Regions from separate parts of the Mus musculus genome. Here region 1 is linked to region 2. A link is a loop called in an ENCODE intact Hi-C map of the cell type or tissue named here. Cell type or tissue: left cerebral cortex. All regions are shown on one strand.

Region 1 (4,000 bases), 350 kb before region 2:
AGAAGAAGGAGAAGAAGAAGAAGAAGGAGAAGAAGAAGAAGGAAAAGAAGAAGAAGAAGAAGAAGAAGAAGAAGAAGAAGAAGAAGAAGAAGAAGAAGAAGAAGAAGAAGAAGATCCAGATTAAAAGTGGGTTCTCACACATCAATTAATTTAATTACAAAAATCTCTCACAGGTGTCCATAGCCTCCTCTTGACTTTTAGCTACTTGTAGATGTATTCAAGTTGACAAACAAGACTAGGTCCCGCAAGTATCAAGCAGCCCAATGCTGCAGTGATGTCTCCCGCTGCAGGTCTAGAAAGTCAGCACTGAGCTAGTTCATTGTCACACAGGAAGGCAGACAGAAGTAGAGTGGATCCCCAGTCCCATGGTTCCTTATTGCCTCAGGGGCTGAGGCAGCTGCGTAAGACATCCAGGACGTCTTAATTCCACTATGACTGCATCAGGTCACACCTTAGCTCACATCGGTGGCTGTGGGTAGGAGGGACTACCGATGACCCTCTGACAGAAGGAAAACACAGGCTGTGCAAAGGTACGAGTCACAAGAAGACAGGGACTGCATTGTGGCTGCATCTGGGGGAAGCCCCGAGGGCAGCTAAGGAACCTCCCAGGATGTCTCATCTCTCTCCTGTAGACAGAATCCTTCTCCTCACCTTGCCCTTTGCTGATGAATCAATCTATCATATGGCTACCTGTTGCTTAATTTTTCTACTAAGCATCTATCTAGGTGCCATTTTTTTAAACTGTTATCCATCATCTATCTATCTAGAGTTTATTGATCTACTCATATCTATTTGCCTGCCATCTATTAGTCATCCTTTAACTATCTCTTATCTATCTTTTTTTTTTGAGACATAGTTTCACACAGGTAGCTCAGGTTGGTCTGGTAACCACTAAGAAACCTAGGTTGGTCTTGAACTCCTAGCCTTAACTTGAATTACAGGTGTGTGCTTCACACCCACTTCAGCTCTCTGCCTCTTTCTGTAGCTATATATTGTCCAGTTAAGTTTTATCTAAATATCATGTGTCATCCTCATTATTATTATCAATGCGTCTGTTTATCTGCCATCTATTAATTTATCTTTCGATCATCTGCCTACTATTTTCACATAATTTTTGTTAATTGACCTGTCTAGTGATTTATCTATCATCTTCAATCTTTCTACATAGCGGTTCATTGGCAGTAATAAAGGCCTCAAAAGAGACACACCAGAAGTTCAGGGTCACAAAGGCAGGAACATAGGCTTGTGGGTGGGCTGCAGCAGTGAGCACAAGGCATGAAGTTGTCTACTTCAGGATGCTTCCGGGACGCTTCCATTGAAGAGGAGTTAGACAGCCATGTCTTTAAAAGCATTCACTCTTGATTGTAATTTGTTGTTTTATGAATTACATCTTTAATTACTATGATGTAATATAGTTGTGCTAATAACAACAAAACAAGCAAAAAAAAAAAATTCTTCTTTTTCCAGATGAAGAAAGCTGACTCTCAGAGGTGAGAAATCACTTTGTGGTCCCTTGTTAGGACGTGCAGGGAAAAGAGTCCGCCAGCAGGGGGCGCCCACCTCTTCTGGTCCGCGTCAGTCCACCTACCTGCTCTAGGCAGCCCTCCGCCATCAGTTTGGGCTCAGGCCAATGCTAAGGTGTCTTTTCTCTTAACATCTCTGTGTCTCCATTCGCAACCACACAGGGTTGCTCATCGCGTGCTCACTCTGTAACTCCCTTGCTACTGCAGGTTACGTCCAGAAATGGACAGTGGCAGCGTTCAGCTAGGCATGGTCAATAAGCTTAGTATTGATGGTAACCTTTTCCATAACCCACACATGCAGCTTATCATGGAGGTTTATCTCTGTAGCAAAAATACTTACTTTATTCCAATGTGCCTTTGGGGTGCGTATAATATTCAGCAGGACACAATTTTCCTGCAGTTTCTCTTTTTCTCCTTTTGTTTATTATGGTGAGTTAAAAGTTCATCCAACCTTTGAGGTCAGCCTGGTGTACAGAGTGTATTCTAGGACAGCCAAGGATGCAGAGTCAGGAGACCCTGTCTTGAAAAAAAAATACAATAAAATCATCCAACCACCACAAATTTGTATTGCTTTCCTTCCAGGAGTCAGCCTCTATGCACAGCTCCCCTAACTAAAATCCCAACTCTCCTGGGGCTGTAGTTCCTGGAAGAAATACAAACAATAAGCAAAATAACAAGGAAACCATGTAATTTCTTGGTCAGCAATAAATACTACAAAAAGAAGAAGGGGGAGAAAGAGGAGAAGGAGGAGGAGGAGGAGGAGAAGGAGGAGGAGGAGGAGGAGGAGGAGGAGGAGAAGAAGAAGAAGAAGAAGAAGAAGAAGAAGAAGAAGAAGAAGAAAAAGAAGAAGAAGAAGAAGAAGAAGAGGAGGGAAGATTAAGGAGGTGAGTCACAGGGAGGTGGATCCGTTTATACTATGGAAAAAGTCACAGAAAAGGCACAAGTTAGTGACATTTGAATCAAGACAAGATGATGAGAGTCAGCTCTGTGGGGGGTAGAGTTCTCTCTCTCTCTCTCTCTCTCTCTCTCTCTCTCTCTCTCTCTCTGTGTGTGTGTGTGTGTATAGATATTCTAAGGAACAGGAAATTCAGGGAGACCACTTGGCAGGGGGCTTCTGTGCCTGTAGGGGGTTAAAGAGGTTATGTGAGGTATGGGAAGAGTGTGGTACCTGGTGGTGAGGTGGAGATCTTAGGTCCTTGTAAAGCCACAGGGGTGACATCGGTTTTGATGTGAGATGGGACACCACTTCCACCAGACAAACATGTGCAAGGGGACTGTGCAGGACGGCGTCTTCCCTGTGGAATGTTTCAAATGTCATTTCTCCTCCATCTGGGACTCAGAATCATCTGAAAATCCTGTGTTCCCTGATGGTGGAGGTGGAGGATAATTGTTCTCGCAACAGTACATCCCTTGGCTCCTGTGGACCTCGGCAGGCACAACTGTGTTGAGAGTACGTTCCTAGAGGGGCAACCGGCATCTTGTGTGAAAGAATGTATCGTTTCACTCAGAATGTCATTGTGGAGGACGCTGGGAGGCAGTTGTGGGGGGTTGGCACGGTGTCACCGCCCACCTCCCATCACATTGAAGTTGTCACACACCCTAGAGCCCAGAACCACCCTCACCTCCCCCCACAGATAAGAGTTAAGATGATGTCCTAGGCTGAGCACCTGCAATGAGCCAGGAACACAGGTGTGGGGACACATCTGTATGTGTGCCTGTTTGTGTGTGGATCACATGTGTGCAGTGCTCAAGGAGGCCAGAAGGGGGCATCAGATACCCTGAAACTGGAGTTACAGATTGGAGAGCGAGGTGGTTTTGGCTTGGCATAAAAGCAAGGGACTCCAGTTAGGTGAGATGATGGTGGTTGGAATAAGGTGACAGGAGAGCCGCAGGTGGCCACAGATGGGCGTGGTTTGTCTGATAGAAGAGATAGAGACAAGGATTAAGGAGGTGAAGAAGCAAAGGATGACTGCTTGATATTTGGGTGAACTTGAGTGAAGCCCAAGAAAAGAGAACGGAGAGGTGTGGGTGGTAGCCCCAGATGAGGTCTGAGGTCTCATCAGATGGCTTGCTGAAATGAAGTCAGCCCATGAGACTTGGAACGAGGAAGAGGTCCAATCTAGCGGTCAGACCTGAGACTCATGATATCTAAGAGAGGCACGTGTGGGCTTTGGGACATTTTGGGTTAACTTCTCTGAGACTGGCTCCCATTGGCTCATTTATCTGAATGTTTGTTCTGCAGTGGGTGGAGCTGTTTGGGGAGGACTAGGAGGTGTGGCCTTGTTGGAGGAGGAGTGTCGCTGAGATTTTAAAAGCCCATGCCATTCCTAGTTTGCTTCTCTCTGCCTTGAGGTTCTTATCTCACACTTAAGCTCTTAGCTACTGCTACAAAGCCAAGCCCGACTGCTTGCTGCCATGCCTCCTATCAGCCCGGTCTTAGATCCCACTATCCGCAGGAACCACAGACCCCAAACTAA
Region 2 (4,000 bases):
GCTCTTGTAGAGAGAGAGCCAAGTTCAACTCCCAGTACCCACAGTGCAGCTCACAACTGTCTGTAACTCCCAGTTCCAGAGGATCCAATGCCCTCTTCTGACCTTCCTAGGCACCAGGCACACACATGGTGAACATACATACATACTTGCAAAATACTCATACATAGAAAATAATAAATTTAAAAATATATGAAATTGAGATTTCCAAGCTTGAAATCAGCTACTTGCCAACAACATAATCTGTCACACCCATATCATCTTTATCAATGTCAATGCAATTTCCCTGCCAGTTTCTATAACACTTATATTCGAATATTACTAAAACCATTATTAAAACCTTCAAGTCAGTCCCACCTCTTGATTCTCTGATTGAGGTACTACCTGAACTAGTTTCTACACCTCAGCAAGACACGGCTCCTCTCTGGGGTAGCAAACATAAAAGGCAGAGCTTTCTACTCAGTCTGCTGAGGACAGCACTTGCCAACACTAGTTAGTAGTCAGCCGTGACAAGTTATCTGTCCCCTCGGCCCCAGCACATGGAACCTGGGACTAGTGACTTACAGCCACAGATGGCCTGTCTGCGTAGCCCAGTCAGCTGTGGGTGTGGGCTCTGTATTAGTATTTTCTGTCTGCCAGTACAAGGAAGAGACAGGCAGCACTGGGACAGGAATAGGACACTTTCAACTTGGAGATTTTAAGATAGATATTTTCTGCTTTACTTTCCATTTTCTTTGGCACCAAACTCAGAGCCCTAAAAATCAGTGTTAAATACACTTTCAGAATCTTAGAAACTCCCACTTTCCGATCTTAAGGGGCTATCACCATCAAATAATGGATCCTTTCTTCTTTTCAATGCATTCAATTACCATGAAAAGTTATATCTCAAGCAATCTCACAGAACGGTCGGTAGAAGATTTTTCCTTAAAATTAAAGTTTTCAGCCGGGCGTGGTGGCGCACGCCTTTAATCCCAGCACTCGGGAGGCAGAGGCAGGCTGATTTCTGAGTTCGAGGCCAGCCTGGTCTACAAAGTGAGTTCCAGGACAGGCAGGGCTATACAGAGAAACCCTGTCTCGAAAAACCAAAAATAAATAAATAAAATAAAATTTTCTCTCACATATTCACATAAATATCTTACTTACCAACCGTCTTCATCTCTGCACTTGGACAGTTTCGGTTCCTTATCCACAGAGACGTTACAGGAGACGCCTGGAAAGAGAGTCGCAACACTTTGTTAGTGTGGTTTGTTGTTACACACCTGCAGACAGGAACTTTTAACTCAACTTTAACTTGTATTTTAGAGGACTAGGGGAAAAAAAGAGCCCAAAGACTGGTGGGAAGTGGGGTACTCCCGTGGTTCAGCACTAAAGGGATGGGGGCCTTCTGGGAGAAGAGGTGGAACAAGGATTACTTCACATCCTTTTCTGAAAACCAGTGGGGTTAAGAGATAAACAAAATGACCCAGCGAAGAGCATTGGGACTCACCCAGTAAAGACATCGCCTACTCTGTGGCCATATACCATACACTTATTTAATCGTCCCCGTTATCCCATCATTATCCCTCGTTTTGGAGACGAGAAACTTGAGGCACAAGCAGTTGAACAGACTGCCCAAGGACACTAAGCTAAGTCCCCAAAGCAGCTGACAGAGTCCGTCAGATGTGAAAACACTCCCCTGAAGGAAGCACCTTCCTAAAACGTCAGGATGACGCTCAACCGCTGCCCTTGGGGGGCATGGAAGACCCAGGAAAAAACTTGTCACTCGTGAGCCACCCACAGGGACGCCTCTCCTGCGGTTTGCTGGGACAGCTCTCGTCCCCACCCCAGCCCCCGCAGCCCCAGGAAACCCCGACGCAGGAGGGCGGCCCGAACTGACTGCGCAACAGGATGCAGTTGGTGTCCTCCTGGCTGGCCACCCAGGTGAGCGAGTCGCCCAGTGGCCGGCGACAGCGGGCACAAAGGAACACCAGCGGGTTCTCCGCCGCGGCCGCCTTCTCCTCAGGCCGTTCCTTCTCTAGCCCTAACGCGTCTGCGCTCGACATGTTTGCCCACTTCTGCAGCCGCAGGTAGCGGCTCGAGTCTTCCGACAGACGCTTCTCCAGCAGGGGGGACTCGCTCGACATAGCCAGGCGGTTTTAACCACAAGCGGTCAAGGAACATCCCAGAGACCAGGAAGCAGCCATGACATACGAATTTGCCGCGCCCCGGAACCTCACGGGAATAATACCTCTGCGCATGCGCAAGGTGCAAGAGGCGGGGCACCGCCCGAAGGGGTGGGACCTGAAGAAGGGCCCGACTGCATCGAAGGCGCATGCTCGCCATCTGACCGGCGCGCGAGCCGCGCTCACTGCGCTTGCGTCCTGCGGTCTTCCTGAGCGAAAGCTGGTGAACTGGGGTGCTGGGGTGCTATCTGCGGGCATTTCAGCTCCTTCCGCCGCTGCTGAGAAAGTTGAAGGCTTCGAATTAAATGAGTAGCAGCTCACCTAGTTCCTCCACACTGTTAGCGGGCATGCCCGTGCTGGGTAAGCAGACCCATCTTCACGGAGCCGAAAGTGGACCCAGGAATTCCAAGCGGTGTACTGCAAGTCACATCTCTGATTCTAGCCCGTCTGCTCCCGGAGACCCGCTTTCCTACATCTAGAAAAAAACAGGGGTCTGTGGCGAGCCAAAGACGCCCCCTGCCTCAAGGACCCAGCGTTACTGAGACTAGCACTGCAAGGAAAAAATATGAGAAGCTGGAGGGGACAGCATCGCTGTGGCTACAGAGTGGGCGTGTGTCTGGGTCAGAGTATGGTTCACCCTACTCCAGGGCGGGAAGGACGGTCAGTCTAAAGAAAGTCAGCTTTTGATTTCAAAGACCACAGGCTAGAGGGAAGGCGCGCCACCACGAACAGCCTGGATGCATCAGTAAGAAACAACACGCAAAGACCACCATATCCCCCTCCCCCCCCCCCCCCCCCCCAGTCACACTACCCAGTTCGCTTCACTAAACTACATCACACTTACCACCTATTTTCGTATCTCTGGCCACTAGCAAAAAGTTTCAAATCCTAAGTCGTTGACCTGACCGAGGTGGTACCAGGCTGGAAACTAGAAAGGCTATTTTGCCTTCTCTGAATATGATTTTGACTTTCTGTTTTTTGAATCTTTTTTTTTTTTTTTTTGTCCAGGCTGCCCAGGAATTCATTATGTAGCTCACCCACAGTGATCCTCCTGCTTCAGCCTCCCACATGCTAGGATAACAGCCCAGCCCAGAGGCAAAGAAATGACTCCTTTTGGAACCTATTTCAACAAGTCCCTGAGGCGTATCGACCTTTAACCGCCAGGAATCCTGTGGTCCTGCTTGAGGTGTGCCAAGACGGAACGGAGCAAAGAATACCATAAACCAACAGACTTTGCAAATACACTGGAAGGTACACCAATAGGCAGATTACAGCAAAGCAGTGGGACCCTGCTGTAGACCCTGATGCTACCTGGCCATACTCTTAGCATTTTGGTTATAAGCTGGGGAATCTGTTTGTACACATTAAAGTATTTAACTAATAGTCAGAAGGATATGGCCACATACAAGGGAGGGGAGTAAATGACCACGGAGGGGACTCAAGGTAACCCCAAATTACTGGGCTTTGAACTTCCAACCTCTCCACATCACTGATGCTCTGATCCTCCAGCTAGCCATTGTAGTCTCTTCTTCTTTCCTGGAAATTTCCTTTAAAGTTCCAAGATCCCCAGTGGATGCAGGAAATAGCAGACGTTGCCAAACACTCTAGAACCAATGTTTTGTTTTGCTGAACTAGGTGTGGTGGGAAGGGAGGGGAAGGAAAAGACAGGAGAAAGGACAGATAGAGGAAGCAGGAGGAGAAATGAATGGATGAGGCCTTGAGCATCTTCCTGAACAGATTGTGGGTTCATTTTTATTTGCATGTATTTAAGGGGGAACATGAACATGCTGGAGGTCAGAGGACAACTTGAAGCCTCTTGTTTTCTTCCTGAGGATTGAACT

Evidence for each region. A loop is a pair of places that touch in the nucleus more often than their neighbours do. Peaks named below come from ENCODE experiments on the same cell type or tissue, not always from the same donor. Only the 100,000 strongest peaks of a DNase experiment are listed, where the experiment ranks them.
Region 1: it touches region 2 in a loop (3-fold over the local background); 25 of 42 quality-filtered maps call a loop at or near these places.

Annotation. Positions count from the first base shown.
Region 1 is chr16:90,378,537-90,382,536 of GRCm38, forward strand. No RefSeq gene overlaps it. Among named protein-coding and RNA genes, the nearest start is that of Hunk, 5.9 kb to the right of the region's middle. In left cerebral cortex, CTCF peaks have their summits at 1,544 (motif pointing right) and 3,280 (motif pointing right); DNase peaks (open chromatin) are centred at 1,558 and 3,288.
Region 2 is chr16:90,725,153-90,729,152 of GRCm38, forward strand. It overlaps Mis18a (MIS18 kinetochore protein A), which reads right to left and starts at 2,219. Exons shown (of 5, transcript NM_025642.1): 1 at 1,874-2,219; 2 at 1,141-1,207. The coding sequence starts at 2,120. It overlaps Gm17518 (a long non-coding RNA gene), which reads left to right and starts at 2,268. Exons shown (of 2, transcript XR_876238.3): 1 at 2,268-2,519; 2 at 3,168-4,000. In left cerebral cortex, a CTCF peak has its summit at 2,163; a DNase peak (open chromatin) is centred at 2,293; H3K4me3 peaks cover 1,432 bases; H3K27ac peaks cover 543 bases.